2 separate regions of the Homo sapiens genome follow, and region 2 is linked to region 1. Evidence: chromatin contacts called from ENCODE Hi-C or POLR2A ChIA-PET data. All regions are on one chromosome and are shown on one strand. The core of a region is the stretch at or near the end of the contact, and the rest is flanking DNA. Distances in the headings are between cores, read along the strand shown. Region 1 overlaps TPRG1 (tumor protein p63 regulated 1). Region 2 overlaps P3H2 (prolyl 3-hydroxylase 2).

Region 1 (7,666 bases), core at 1,453-3,952:
ATGCTTGAGGCAATATTTGGGCACTTGTCTTATGACTTGGAATTTTCCAGGAGAAAAAAAGGAGGAAAACCATGACATCAGAGCCCAAGAATTTTTGCTCACAACTCAATTTTATGGGAAGTTGCCTATTCTGCTTTCTAGTAGTCACTCAACACTAAATTTCACACAATTCCTTTGAAACCAGCTTCTCCTGACTGCCACATGCCTACTAATGACATCCTTCTTCCCCCTTCAGAATTCCAGTCTTATCCATTTTAACTTTTTTAAAATGCTCTTCCACTTCTGCAATTCCAACCACAACCCCCTACTTCCAGCACCAAATCAAGATCTGCTGTTGTGCCACATCCATGGGGGCCACCACCTCTTCATCTTCACAGCCATTTCCATCGCTCAGCCTTTCATTCCCTCTTACCAATTCTATCGTGGCAGCCTCTTCACTGGCCTCCCTTCACACCCTCCTTACCTTGCCTTCCCCTCTCAGTGTTCCTTGTGTTATCATCACATATACTGTTTCAAGAGTCTTATTGGAGTAGCACTTCTCATTTTTTTTGCATCTAGAAAGCCCTTAACCAACCAATGCTTAAGGTTCACTTCCTTTAAGAAGCTTTCTATGATTCCCCTAGGTGTCTGAACAAGATATCCCTACAATACTTATGAAAATTATTGTATTTGCCTCTCTTCCCCACTGAAGACTTTGAGGTATGAGATTGTCTATTTTCTTTGAATCCTCAACAGTTTACATAGTGATGGACCTATAGAGGGCATGGCAAAATCTGTGTGTGTTTGTGTGTGTGAAATAACAATTGGATGCCCTTCCTCATTTAAAATGGATGCATTTCCCTATTTAAAATACAACAGTAGCTTTATTGCCACCAAGAAAATACAAACATTTTACACTGGCATTCAAAGCCTCTCCTATTTGCCCCAATCTCTAACTTTATCACATCCACAATACCTTCATTATATTCAAGCAAAACCACATCTGCTGATTGTTCTCTGAATTTCTTTCCTGACCATATGGCTTTATTCTTGCTATACCTTCTCCCTGGAATAGCCTTTCCCTCTAACCCTTTCTTCACATCCCAACTTCCCACCTGTTACTATCTTCCAAAGGTCTCGTCTTATACTATTTCCTTTGTGTTGCCCAGATGCAGTCACAACTGTATGAATTCTCTTTATTGTCAATTCGTCTCCACTGGCATATCCTTATTGCACCTTATAATATAGCTGTATATATACTTGACTTATCCTTGCTACTAGAGCATGTAGTAGTTATAGCAGGAACTGTGTTGCTTGGCTCTATATGACTAAAACATCTAAAACAGGGATGTACACATATTCATGCTCATTGCATGGTTATTCTATTAAGATTGTTTGGATCTGTATTGAAATAACACTGTATGTATGCTGTTTGTTGTTTAAGTCAAGTTGTCAAGTAGAAGATTGATTTGAAGTTCAGCTAAAAAGAAAAAGGCCTCAGACTTCACTGCAGGTGATTCTGTTCCCTTCTACTTAGAGCAATCAGAAGACATAAATACATGCAGTGCCTTAACCTCAATAAATATTTGATGAATGCATGGTTTTGTGGATTACAATTGTTAGTCAATAATGACTTCATACACACACACACACACACACACACACACACACACACACACACACTCATTACATTATCAAGAAATGCCCTTGGGAAAACTTAGTGATTCTTGTTTATTATTTATTTTTATAAGAAAAAAAAAGCACAGGTCAAAATTCAATTTAAGGTGGGAATTAACTGTTCATATGCTTTTAAATGTTATCAAAATTAATTGATTATCTTCAAATGTTTTTAAATTGGTAAGAAATACCTATTTCCAAGTTGAGGGACAAGCCTCACCTTTTTCAGTCTAGGGAAAAGAGAGAAGGTAGCAAATCCTGGAGATTATTTTGCAAAAATTTGAATCAGTGGTCAAAGTTTACTGAAAGTACATTAGAAATTCTGTGCTCTGATACCAGAGTCACAGAGAAGTCTCAGTGCTACTATCTGGGCCCTACCCTCGATTACTACTCACCCTACTACACACAAGAGTCATTCAAATCCCAAAAATCAGGGAAGTCACCGTCCCTTTTAGTCTAAGTTCTTATTTAAGTTCTGTACAATATAAAAACTCCCAAGAAAGAGTGGCTTTGACTGTAAAATTTTATCCAAACAGGCTGAACAAACGGCAATTACATTTTTCCCAATCCAGGAAAAATAATATTTTATGTAACTGGACCTAGAGACTAGATTGCATATTCCATCGTTAAGAGATTTCCCTCCAATGATAGTGAGATAACCCACTCAGCCAAAATTTTCATTTCATTTTAGCTCTAAGAAAATTATCAGAGCTTAGCTGAAGTAGGTGGGAGTAATGCCTATCCCATTTCTCACAGGCTCATCAGACTCTGAGGTCAGGGTCATTAGCCTTTTTCTAAAAATCACTCCATGGATCAGTGAAAAAAAAAAAAATCTGGGTTCCGAGAAGTTAAAAGATAAAGAATTTGAGGTATTAAGACAGTTGGGGTACAAAATAGCCTGTCATGAGGCCATTCAACATAATTTTTTCACTGGCTTCCAGACAAATACAACATTATTTCCACATAGGAGTGGGCAGACACTCCCTTAGTCATCTTTGTTGTCCTGGTCAATGGCAACATACCTGGGGGCAACTTCCAATGTGCCTGTGTACATTCACAATTTCTGTGGGTTTCTGTAAGCATGCTTTTCATTTAATGATTGTTGAGAACATTTCAGGCACAAGCTAAGGGACAGACCAATATAGGCCTATGGCTTGGAAGAGGGGTAGAGTGAGACATGAGAAAGCCCAGACACAGGGAGAATAAAGCACTGATTTTCAACTCCAGGCCAACCAGGGATGAGGAGAAATAAAGGAGGAAATACTGGGCCAGAGCTATCAAATGAGTGCATTCACTGCTTTTTTGGAAATTCCAAAGACTAAATAACATGACAGGATGCTATTTGCATTCTCTACTATGGCTAATAAATTAAACTTGTCCAATGTTACGTAGGGACAATATCAGCAAAACTGGGATTAGAACTCAAGTTTCCTGAGTCTACAACTTCCTGTCACACTGCCTGTCGCATACTCTAAGCACAGTTAGCCTAGTGAGGATGGGAATGAAGGACATAAAAACTTTTGATTTTCAAACTCTCTGCAGTATTTTCCCTGCCTCCTCATCTGAGTGAGGTGCATTTCTCTGCATGGCCACAGTTTTCCATGTTTAACTCCAGCAGCACTTGCCACATCATACTGGAATTGAGATTTTACTTTTCTACCTCTCCAGCCATACAGTAAGCCCTTAAAAAGAAAAATGTTAGCTCTGGAGTGTTTGACAAGTAATAGGAAGTAAATAGTAGTTGAATTAATAAATAGATTCTTGATTCTGTATAGCTACAGAATAAAATACTAGGACCAACAAGTGACAGCTTCAAGAGGAGCTGATTAGAGGAGCTGATTTTCCCTCAACACATTCTAACTAGATTCTACCAGAGTCAGAGAGGCCGAGCAGGAAGCAGTGGATTCTCTTTCACCAGAAGCCTTCAGAGGCTGGATAACCACTTGTCAGGATCACTGGAGAGAAAATGCCTGCTTTGGATGGTCTACTCTTTAGTAATCTATGGCTATTCCATTACAGACCCCAGACCCCATCAGAAATAGAAGAGTCTCTAGCACCACCTTTCTGTAGCTTGGAGTACTTTATAAATGTCTATCCTTGTCTGAGCTGCCTAGTGGACCTACTGATCCTATTTAGTATTGAGCCTTTGTAGAAAAGAAAGAGAGGGAAGGAAGGAAGGAAGGAAGGAACGAAGGAAGGAAGGAAGGAAGGAAGGAAGGAAGGAAGGAGAAAGAAAGAAAGAAAGAGAAAGAAAGAAAGGAAAGAAAGGAAGGAAGAAAGAAACGAAGGAAGGAAAGAGAGAGAGAGAAAGATAAAGAAAGAAAGAAGAGAAGAGAAGAGACTTGGCAGAAGAAGTCTGTGGTTGGGAAGTCAGCTTAATCTTCTACTACTGAGCTGATTTGAAGAACGAGACTTGCCCAGATTTCCTGAGAAGCACTTTACAGACACAATAAGCAACAGTCTCGATGTATATTAGTAGGAAAAAAAAATACACACAAATTAAATCTGAAAGCTCATCAGAAACTTATAGCTCACCTGAACTATCATACTGAGGCCTCAAAAGGAAACTCATCTAGAATCACACAGCCAGTCCTGGCAGAGTTGGCACAAAATTCTGCTGATTACAAGGCCAGAATTCTTTTCATTACCCAATGCTGTGAAGCCCACTATAATATAACACTTAATTATACAGGTTCAGGAATACAAGTCAAAGCAGATCCCAAATATAATAATAGATGCTTGCATTACATATGGGAAAAGCATGCTATAACATGGTTAAACGATGACATGAATAAATTATAAAGGGATTGATTGCACTGTGTTTTTCCCATCAAGAACTAAGTTGTACTCCTATATCATGTGGGACATCTGTGCTGTAAACTATAAAACACATGATTTCATTAGAATCCAAAACAAATGGATTGGGGCATCAGCGCGTATAGGAAAGGCAGAGTGCACAAACACCACATTAGGCTTTTCGATATACCCACTCTTTTAGACTGACCAGATACCAAGCAAAGTAGTTGCTTTTTATCTCTATTTTTACAGATGAGATCGGACTTAGAGCTACGGAGAAGTTAACATGTCATCATACCACAAGTACACAAGTAAATGAGAATCGGGATTCAAATCCACACTTGTTTGGTTCCCAAGCACATGCTTTTCCCCAAAAGATCAGGATACCTCAGTCGTCCATGTCTCTGTAAATGTGTTTAACTTTACATAAGTCACTTTCCCTCTTTGGGTCTTAGAAACTCTCTAAGGTCTTTTCTAGTTCTAGAAGTTCCTCTGATGCAAATATTCAAGACTTGAGAAGAAGTTCTTGTGTAAATTCTATCCAAAAATAAACAATGTAAAACTTACGCATGCACAATACCCAAAATATCTAGATTACTTTCTTTTCTATTTTCTGCTATGGCACATTTATCAAGATTTGTCTGAATGTTGGCACCCACTGAGGGCCTTCAGTAAAGAAACAACATATTCACAGTTCCTTTATGTGCATGTGGGCAAGCTTAAGTTAGACATATACTATATGCAAGACTCTGCAAACAGCTGCAGATGAGACAGGCATCATCATAAACACAGGCAGGAGTCAACTAGTGCTGACAGACAAAGGCCATCATGTGAATAGAGGCCATCTCAACTCTGCACTCAGGTGGGCTGTTTCTCTACCTTTGAGCCAACTGATTTTATAAGATTGCCCATGTATTCGTCTAAAGCAACCCATCCCTTCAAGGCACTGTGTTACAGTAGAAAACGCCCTACCTCACCTAGGAATAAAGAAACCCAGCTCTACCGTCATTTCCCAAGGACTTTAGTAAAGTGACTTCACATTCTAGTGGGCCTCAGTTTCTTCCTTTTTAAAATCAAAAGTCAACCACTCTCCTGCCTTCACTATGAAAGTGTGTGTGTGTTTGTGTGTGTACCCAATCAAATAATGAGCAAGCAAAGCCCTTGCAGATTCCAGGATGCTAACGTATCATGAGCATAAAAATAGAAATGAGATTTAGATTTTTGCTGCTGGCTTTATTATTATTATTATCATTATTTTGAGTAGTCTCATGGTAGGAAAAAACATGTTTCAATGTCATACGGATCTGTGTTTCATCTCAGGTAAAGCACTGGCTAGCTTTGTGGCCTTCAGGATGTTTGTTAATCTTTCTCTGCTTCAGTTTCCTCAGCTGCAAATGGACATAATGGCACCCGATAGTGATGATATTTGAAGTCACAATGACATATTTAAAGAGCCGAATACAGTGTCTCATCCACAGTGGCTATTTAATGCATTGTAGTGGCTACTGTATTAACCACTTTTTTCACATGGCCAGTGACAAACAGTGGGAAAGAAAGGATCTCCCTGCCTGCCAACCCTAGCCCTACCAGCCATTCCAGCTGCATGCCTCACTGGCGTGGGGACCTGGGCTCCACATTCAGTGCTGACTGAGCCTGGGAACACTGCAGCCTCCAGCACTGCCATTCTGAGGTTCCACAGTCTACCACTGGAGCACTTCTGCTGCCACCCAGCAACTGCCCAAGGGAACTGCATGGATTTCAGACAAGTAGAATGTATTTGAAATCTCAGAAGCAATTTGAAAGCCTTTTCCTCATCCACAACAATTTACAAAGGCATGAGGAGTTCAATGCCGGGATGAGATCTAATTCAAAATTCCTGACACGGATATCCAGGCATGTTCCCTCCAATATGGTATAATTTCTGTAAAACCACCTGGACCTTTTTTTTTTTTCTCTCTTCAGCATGTTATTATTATTTTTCTTAAAAGTAGCCAGAAAGCAATTTTAAATTATCAAATTTTATTTCTGAAGATCGGACTTTGAACAACATAGCTAGTTTGTGCTCTCGTTACTCTACAGACAAAAAAGAAGAAGAAGAAGAAGAAGAAGAAGAAGAAGAAGAAGAAGATCCAGAGAAGAGAAAAGATAGCCAACGTCAGGGAGCCTGTTTATGAAAAGTCAAAACTCTATATCTACTCAACCAATGCTCCATTTCCTCCATGTTTCCACAGAGCATGTTCCTTTTTCCTGGTGACATAAAAAGAACAAAACCAAAAAATGCTAGAATTTGTAAATTTAGGTCAATGAAAAAACTCCTTAGCTGTTTACCCATCTTTAAGTCTTACTCTCAGCTTTGCCATGGAATTCTTGACCACAGTCCCCTAAGACCACTGTAAAATGAGGGAGATTAAAGCAAACGCTGAAAAATCCCTTGTAGCTCCAAAAGCTTGTATTTCTTCTCACCTACTTTTATTTCTTGAATTATATTTATAGCATCTTGGAAGGCTCTAAACACATCATAATTAACAGGGTTTTTTTTTCTGCAATGAATCAGAAGAAACAAATCCTCTGCCAAGTATCCCCAGCACACATGCCATTCCTCCAGATGAGTTCTCAGGAAATACACCCTGCACAGCTCCGGGACTCAATACAATTTCTTGAACATGCCTCTTCTCACTTGTATTTAAACTGGCGCACCTAAGTAAGGTCTCCCCTCTATGAAGTGATCCACATCAGCAAATATTATTACAACTCCTAATGCAAAAGGATTCAAAAAGTGAAAAACGAAAACAAAATAATATATGGCTGGTGATTAAAAGAAGATTTAGAAAATCATGGAGACAGAGAGTCACAGTTTACGACCTTGAGACCACACATTGTTATGGAAAATGTATGTTTAGGATGGATTTTTACTGGAGTACCCAAAACATTGAACTTTCACCAAGAAAGTTAGTGATAGTCTTTTCTGCTTATGTTTTGCCTTGTGCCTTTTTTTTCTGTGTGCTTTAGCTCTTGTTTTGTTCTTTTTTAAAAAGAAAAAAAGAAAAAAAAAAACCTCAGGATGTTAACTCTTGTATTTCTAAAGACAGATGATGCCCAAAGAGTTAGAAATTTAATTGTTGAGTCTTAATATCCCATTTTCTGGAGGAAAATGTATGAAATAAGAGGGTTCTCGTCATAGAGAAAATACACATGCTAAATTGACAAGGCTTGA
Region 2 (7,458 bases), core at 2,358-4,857, 690 kb before region 1:
TACCTTCCATATGTAGTCACGTAGTCCGGGAGTACCTATGTTATGTAGCAACCAAGGACTTTAGGAAATTTTTCAAATATTCTTCCTGAAGCTAGCAGTGAAAAACCAGCCAGCTCATTTTATGCAGAAGGAAACCAAAGATTTACGGGCATATGTCAACTCAAGTCAATTCAGAAAATGGCTAGTGAGAACCAGTCCATGTTCTCACCTAGTAAAATGGCTAGTGCCACTTTTTTTTGGTTTTACTTTACTTTTCTGAACTATACAGAGGAATGAATAAAGTTTCTGTATTTCCCAAGAAAGACAAAATGGATTCTACTCACATGAGACACTTCTTTAAACACAGAAGCAAGGCCTCTAATATTCAGTTGCTTAAGCTCATTCAATTTGAAGAGGCAGCTTGTTTGATCTTCTACCCTGGCTCAGTGAGCCCAGCAGTATTTCTTTTTCTCTCACTACACTCTTCTACCTAAACGCTGTGGACAGCTCCACCTGAGCAGTGCATAAGCTGCGAAGGACTGTGTCAGTCTTAAAACACTTAAGGGTGATGGCGAATAGGCCACTCCAAGGGGTGTCGTGTTCTCACCACTAGAGATGTTCAAACAATGCCTAAACGACCACTGGGAAACAATAGTGTAAAGGAAATGAAATATCATACAGAATTATGACTTTTAAAAATGTTTGTATTGTGAAAAGCACATAAACCATGAATGTACAATTTAAAAATTAGAAAGCGTATACGCTCATGTAACCACTACCTAGATCAATAACAACTTTTCCAGCACTGCAGATGTCCTGTTTGTTTGTTTGTTAATTACACAAGTATGGAATGGACACCTACCTTGTATCCGGATGCTTTGCTAGTGCAAAAGCTACAGAAATGAATTATGAGAGGAAAACTTTGCCTTCTTTGAATTTGCAGGCTATCATATATATAGCATGTATTGAATGATTACTATGTATGTGGACTTTGCTACACGTTTTACTTGAACATCTTTTTATTTTCTGAGGTATATATTATTTTGACCTTACCTTTGTTTTACGGGTGAGAAAATTGAGATAATTTACATCATCTTCAATCCCAGGATTCCTTTATTCTTCGCCTCAGGCCTTAACTCAAATAATCTCATAGCCAGAGAAGCAGGAGTTGTGGAAATGTTTATGATACAACAATTGAAAGTCTAATTTTTGCTTTCTTTCTCAGGCCTCTATAAAACCAAAATGTGGGCGCATGATCAGCTTCTCATCTGGAGGAGAGAACCCTCATGGGGTGAAGGCAGTCACCAAGGGAAAGAGGTGTGCTGTGGCTCTGTGGTTCACCTTGGACCCACTTTATAGAGAATTGGTGAGTTTCTCACCCGCCCAGAAAGCCAATTAGGCTTGCTTCATGAACTGCTTTATCTGAGAAGTCCTTTAAATTGCTTCGTCTGAGGAAAAGAAGAGGGTAAAGGCAGTTCTTAATCAGATATGTTCTAGTAAGTGAAGATGTTTGTAGAAATAGCTGTGTCAATGATATTTGATAGTCACTAATCTGTCTTGAGCTTATTAACAAATTGTAAGGCTGGGCGTGGTGGCTCACTCCTATAACCCCAGAACTTTGGGAGGCCGAGGTGGGCAGATCACTTGAGGTCGGGAGTTCGAGACCAGCCTGATCAACATGCTGAAACCCCATCTCTACTAAAAATACAAAATTAGCTGGATGTGGTGGCATGCGCCTGTAGTTCCAGTTACTCGGGAAGCTGAGGCAGGAGAATCGCTTGAACCTGGGAGGCGTAAATTGCAGTAAGCCGAGATCGCACCACTGCACTTCAGCCTGGGCAACAGGGCAAGACTCTGTCTCAAAACAAAAACAAAAACCAAAACAACTCTGTGGCATCAGGGAGGAATCACTTTTTATTGGTCACCCAGAAGACGGATTTGTTTTCTCGCAAATCATAAGAAATAGTATTGAATCATTTATGAAACGTATTTGAAAGAGGGCAAGGAAACCTAAAAGATTATTATTACTTATTACTGTTATTACATTAAGTATTTCAATATTATTATATGCAAACTAGCTGAGGACACTTAGCTAGGAGGAGACCATGATCTCATCGTTTTGGAAGCCCGTGGGCAGATGTCATAGTCTCCACCTGTGGAGCTGCAGCGGTATGAATTAAGACCAATGGGTAGAAGCCCTGGAGGGAAAATTTGGGCTCCACACAAGGAATAACTTTCAAATAGTCACCACAGTTTGGCAGAATTGTCTGCTTTGGAAGCACTGATTGGATGGCTCCAATCAAAGCCCAGGCAACTGCTTAGCATGGAACGCTGAAATGGAATCTAAAACATCGTAGCAGAGGCTTAACTGGATGACCTCCAAATCTTCTCCAGCCCTAAGTATTGATGAAGCTATGAAATTCTATTCTTAAAACTGGCATTCTATCCAGTTTTCCTTGTTAGGTTCCTAAGTTGAATCCAATTTCATCAGAAACTATTTAAAAATAATGCGTTTTTCTCATATACTTTTCACCATCAAATCTAACTTACAAAGTGTTTCCCCACATTCCCTAAGCCATTCTTTCACATATTTTACAAAAGACCTATTGTGACCTTTTATTGTACAGAAGAGCTATTATTATCTGCCTTGGAAACTCTGCTAGATAGGCCCTAGGGGTAGAAGGGTGAACAGAACAAGGTCCTGGACTATGAGGAGCTTGGACAGAACAGCTAGTAAATACGCTGTAAGAAGAGAACAGTATATGTTTTGTAGCAGGGAATCAAGGAAGACTTCTATAAGCTCAGACCTAGAAGCAAAGACGATAGCCAGGCATAGAAAAAATGGCCCTGGCTGGGCGTGGTGGCTCACGCCTATAATCCCTGCACTTTTGGAGGCCTAGGTGGGTGGATCACCTGAGGTCAGGAGTTGGAGACCAGCCTGGCCAACATGGTGAAACCCCATCTCTACTAAAAATACAAAAATTAGCCTGGCGTGGTGGCACGCACCTGTAATCCCAGCTGCTCGGGAGCCTGAGGCAGGGGAATCGCTTGAACCCAGGAGGTGGAGGCTGCAGTTGCAGTGAGCTGAGATCACTCCACCACACTGTAACCTGGGCGACAAGAGTGAGACTCTGTCTTAAAAAAAAAAAAAAAAAAAAAAAAGAAGAAGAAGAAAAAGAAAGAAAGGCCCTGACAAAAGGACCAGAGCACAGAGTCCTGAAAACCTCAAGGGAGCAGCAAACAATTGCCTTCCCCTATCATTACTTTATATCCTGGTATTTTCCATCTCCAAAATGTTAGCATTCCATCAAAGCATTTTTTTTTAAACTAAGGAACCTATGTCAATGGGTAGACAGTGAAGATAAAATTATTGAAATATTACCTCACTATTCTAGTATTCAATTCAGCAGACATTTAATCTATTTCATCATTCAGTATCCAAACTCCCTTTTCCAAGGTATTGTTCTCTCAAAATAAGCTAACACAAAGTAAGTTCTCTTTGCTCCTTTGTAATAGGAAACATCAACGCCAGCGTCCCTTCCTCTGATGGAAAAGTACTAGAAAACCTCTCCAGTCTTCAGGCCGTAGCGGCATCTAGTGGCCACAGTGGGAAATGACCAGAACTTTTTCCTCAGCTAAATTAGCCCAGGCTGTGAATCATTCTTTGCTACACGTGGAGATCATCTATTGATCGTTACAAACTACTAACATCTGTGTTTCAGGAGTTTTAAGAGCTCCCCAGGTGATTCTAACGTGCAGCAGCAGAGTTTGGGAGTTCCTGGCCTAGACGTCTTTTTGCAGATTGAATCTCAGAAAAAAAAAATGCCTACCTATGAACAAGTCATTAGAGCTGGCCGATTCTCATGCTTATTATGAATTACTTTAAAGGGTCTCAGTTCTCAAGGAGTATTTAGCAACATCCTTTTAAGGATGCAAGGATGTTCGAAGCTTCATATATATTGGTTCCAGCTCTTGAATTTCTTTCCCTTAATGAGAAACAAGATTACAATCATTTCTTGTGGTCAACAGATGTGAAAGCTTTGTATGTGTGTCGATTTGTTAAGTATCAGGATTGTTTTCCTTGGCCGGGCACGGTGGCTCAGTCCTGTAATCCTAGCACTTGGGGAGGCCGAGGCGGGCAGATCACCTGAGGTCAGGGGTTCGAAACCAGCCTGGCCAACATGGCGAAACCCCGTCTCTACTAAAATTACAAAAATTAGCCAGGCATGGTGGCATATGCCTGTAATCCCAGCTACTGGGGAGGCTGAGGCAGGAGAATCACTTGAATCCAGGAGGTGGAGGTTGCTGTAACCCGAGATCGCACCACTGCACTCCAACCTGGGCAACAGAGTGAGACTCTGTCTTGAAAAAAAAAAAAAAGATTGTTTTCCTTATATTTGTAAAGTAGTACTTGGGCTTTTTATTTAGATGTGGCAGCAACTTAATTTTCTGTTATTTAGTATATCTAGTCCTTTTAGTTGCCTTTTTGTAAACATTTTTTATTACAAGCTCTTGCATGAAAGGGGCTTTGTTTTCAATTCATAAAATAGTTATTTATTTAACTTACTGTGCGCAGGCACTGTGTTAAAGACCGCCTATGGGGAATGCACACTAGTAGGATATAATTCCTATTTTCAAGGAGCTTGAAGTCAAATTGGAGAAATAATACAAGGACCCAACTAATTAAACCACAAGGCAAGTTTTGGTAAGAATCCTTAGCAGCAAATGCGTGGTTTGAGGGATATCAAAAAGCAATCCAAAAAGGCTTCTTTGAGGAGATGGCATTTGAAAAAAAGCTTTAAAAGATCAATTTCTTTAGGGAGAGGCATTTTAGACAGAGAAAGGCTTCATCCATTTACACATTTACTCATCAAAGAAAATAGAACTCTTGCCACATGTCAGTGGCTTTTCTGAGCACTGAAAATACAGTAGTGACCAAGAAGATAAGATGCCCTGCTCTTCTGGAGCTTACATTCTAGTGGAAGGAAACAGATCCCAAAAAAGTAAAAAATAAATAAATAATCGAGAGATTTTTCACACGGTGACCAATGATGTGTGGAAAATGGAACAAGACAACTGATTCTGGAGTGAAAGGGTAGGAGCGGCAAATTGTGAGGCCTCGCCAAACAAGTGGCATGTGAGCTGAAACCTAATAAATTAGAAGTCCACTAGGATAAATGTCTGGAGGAGAGTATTCCAGGCAGAGGACAAGCTGCAAAGGCCCAGAGACAATAAGATGTTTGGAGTCACCAAGAAACAAAGAAAGCCAGAGCATCTGGAATATGGCAGACAAGAGGGAGAGTGGCTTCAGTAGAGGACGTGGAGGCGGCAGGAGTCGGATTCCACAGGCTGATTGGGAAATGCGAATTGTATTCTAACTAGTGGAAAGTCATGTAGTCCCCACACCCCAACACACACACACACACACACACACACACACACACACACACACACACACACACATATCTCCTCCAGTCCTGGAGAGTTACAGGATACAGAAGATTACTTTAGCTAACATGTGGTCTTGGACTGGAGTAGTAATAGAGAAGGTAAAAAGAGATGGAAGATTTGAGATACAATTTGGAGGTAGACCAGCTGCACCTGCTGATGGATTAATGTGAGGAATAAAAGAAAGCGTAGAATATAATGGGAGCATCCAGAGAAACACTTAATTCAGAATCGGATTAGGGAATTCTTTTGAAAGTGTTACATTCAGGGAGCTTGAGGTAAGTTAAGAAGTTGGAATATAAGGTGAGGAGAAGGGAGGCAAAATAAACCTAAAGAAGAGAGAAAGGTATGAATAAGAAGAGAGAACAAACACCACATATTCTCACTCATAGGTGGGAATTGAACAATGAGAACACATGGACACAGGAAGGGGAATATCACACTCTGGGGACTGTTGTGGGGTGGGGGGAGGGGGGAGGGATAGCATTGGGAGATATACCTAATGCTAGATGACGAGTTAGTGGGTGCAGCGCACCAGCATGGCACATGTATACATATGTAACTAACCTGCACATTGTGCACATGTACCCTAAAACTTAAAGTATAATAATAAAAAATAAATAAATAAATAAAAGAAAAAAAAAAGAAGAGACAGGTGTAAAGCAACTTCTTATAAGCACACCAAGAAAAGTAGACCTGAAACTTCAAGCAGTAGGGACCCATTGAAGAGCTGTGAGTAGGAAAGAGATATAATCAGATATAAGCCAGTAGGATTCATTAGAAGCATGTGAGGGTGAGTAGTGAAACAGCGAGAGCAATTTGGAGGCTGCGGCAGTAATTAAGAGATGATGAGGGCTTACAATGGTGGCTCTCAAGAGGGAGCGATTGGCCGGGTGCAGTGGCTCACTCCTGTAATCCCAGCACTTTGGGAGGGCGAGGCGGGTGGATCACCTGAGGTCGGGAGTTTGAGACCAAGCCTGGTCAACATGGTAAAAATATAAAAAATTAGCCGGGCATGGTGGTGAGCGCCTGTAAACCCAGGTACTTGGGAGGCTGAGGCAGGAGAATCGCTTGAACCCGGGAGGCAGAGGTTGCAGTGAGCCGAGATCGCGTCACTGGACTCCAGCCTGGGCAACAAGAGCAAAATTCCATCTCAAAAAAAAAAAAAAAAAAAAAGAGGGAGCAATGTTGCCCTCTAGTGGACATTTGGCAATATCTGGGGGTTGGTGGGGGAGGTTGTTACTGACACCTGTGGTAGGTAGAGAGGACGGGGTGTCGCTGAGCATCCTGCAGGGCACAGGGCAGCACCACCCTCCCACCCCCCAACAAATAATTATCTGGTCTAAAAATGTCAATCAGACCAAAATTGAGAAACCCTGACCTAAACTCCGGCAACAATAGTGCATTGAGGAGAAAGGGGCAGAGACAGCAGATAGAACAGAATAGGTGACTTATCAGATGCAGGAAACCATGGTCGGGCTTTTAAGGCAAATAGGTGAGCGATGTTGGTCTTTACCGAGAGAGAGCCTACGTGAAGAACAGAGCAGGTTCTTGGGGAGAAAATGGTGAATTCAGCTTGACCACTGAACTGAGTTGGAGATGGCTATGGGGCCATGAATTAGAAAGAGTAGGAAGCAGTTGAACATACAGTCGTTCTTTGCAGGAGAGAAAATCTTAGAAAGTAATTGCTTAGGACCCAGGAATGTTAGGAGAAGGCATCTGTCTGGGGATGAAGAGGAGGTGTTCAATGCTTAACTGGATATAGCATCAACCCATGTACAGATGGATGCCAGGAAGTGTTTGGGAAGCGTCTGCTGATGAGACTGATTATTATGCTTGTAACAGAAATGTGTAAATTGTCTTTTTTGCAGGAGCGAATACAGGCTGATGAAGTGATTGCAATTCTGGATCAAGAACAGCAAGGGAAGCATGAACTGAATATCAACCCTAAAGATGAGCTATAAAAATGAGAAAGAATGTTCTATCAAATATTTATTTAAATTGTTAATCTTATGAGAACCTTTTTATTTT

What was found. Hi-C counts contacts between places; a loop is a spot of excess contacts on that map. ChIA-PET counts read pairs that join two places held with the same protein, here RNA polymerase II (POLR2A). Pooled maps may share reads with other maps.
Region 2: a map of CD8-positive, alpha-beta T cell shows a loop between it and region 1 (7-fold over the local background). The contact joins two enhancer-like sites. A Hi-C loop is called at or near these places in 19 of 168 maps with a recorded cell type or tissue (CD8-positive, alpha-beta T cell, GM11168, GM12878 and 13 more) and 7 of 50 pooled maps. POLR2A ChIA-PET finds 5 or more read pairs at or near these places in 3 of 52 experiments (H1, MCF 10A and OCI-LY7).

The regions. Positions count from the first base shown.
Region 1 is chr3:189,268,932-189,276,597 of GRCh38, reverse strand. All of the region lies in intron 4 of TPRG1 (tumor protein p63 regulated 1), which reads right to left. Among named protein-coding and RNA genes, the nearest start is that of TPRG1-AS2, 32 kb to the right of the region's middle. RefSeq lists an enhancer at 3,474-3,663. Within about 2 kb of position 2,702, at least 4 of the 41 ENCODE cell types and tissues checked have a DNase peak (open chromatin) inside an H3K27ac peak, as active enhancers do.
Region 2 is chr3:189,957,845-189,965,302 of GRCh38, reverse strand. P3H2 (prolyl 3-hydroxylase 2) reads left to right here. Exons shown (of 15, transcript NM_018192.4): 14 at 1,205-1,345; 15 at 7,299-7,458. The coding sequence ends at 7,391. Among named protein-coding and RNA genes, the nearest start is that of MIR944, 130 kb to the right of the region's middle. Within about 2 kb of position 3,607, at least 4 of the 41 ENCODE cell types and tissues checked have a DNase peak (open chromatin) inside an H3K27ac peak, as active enhancers do.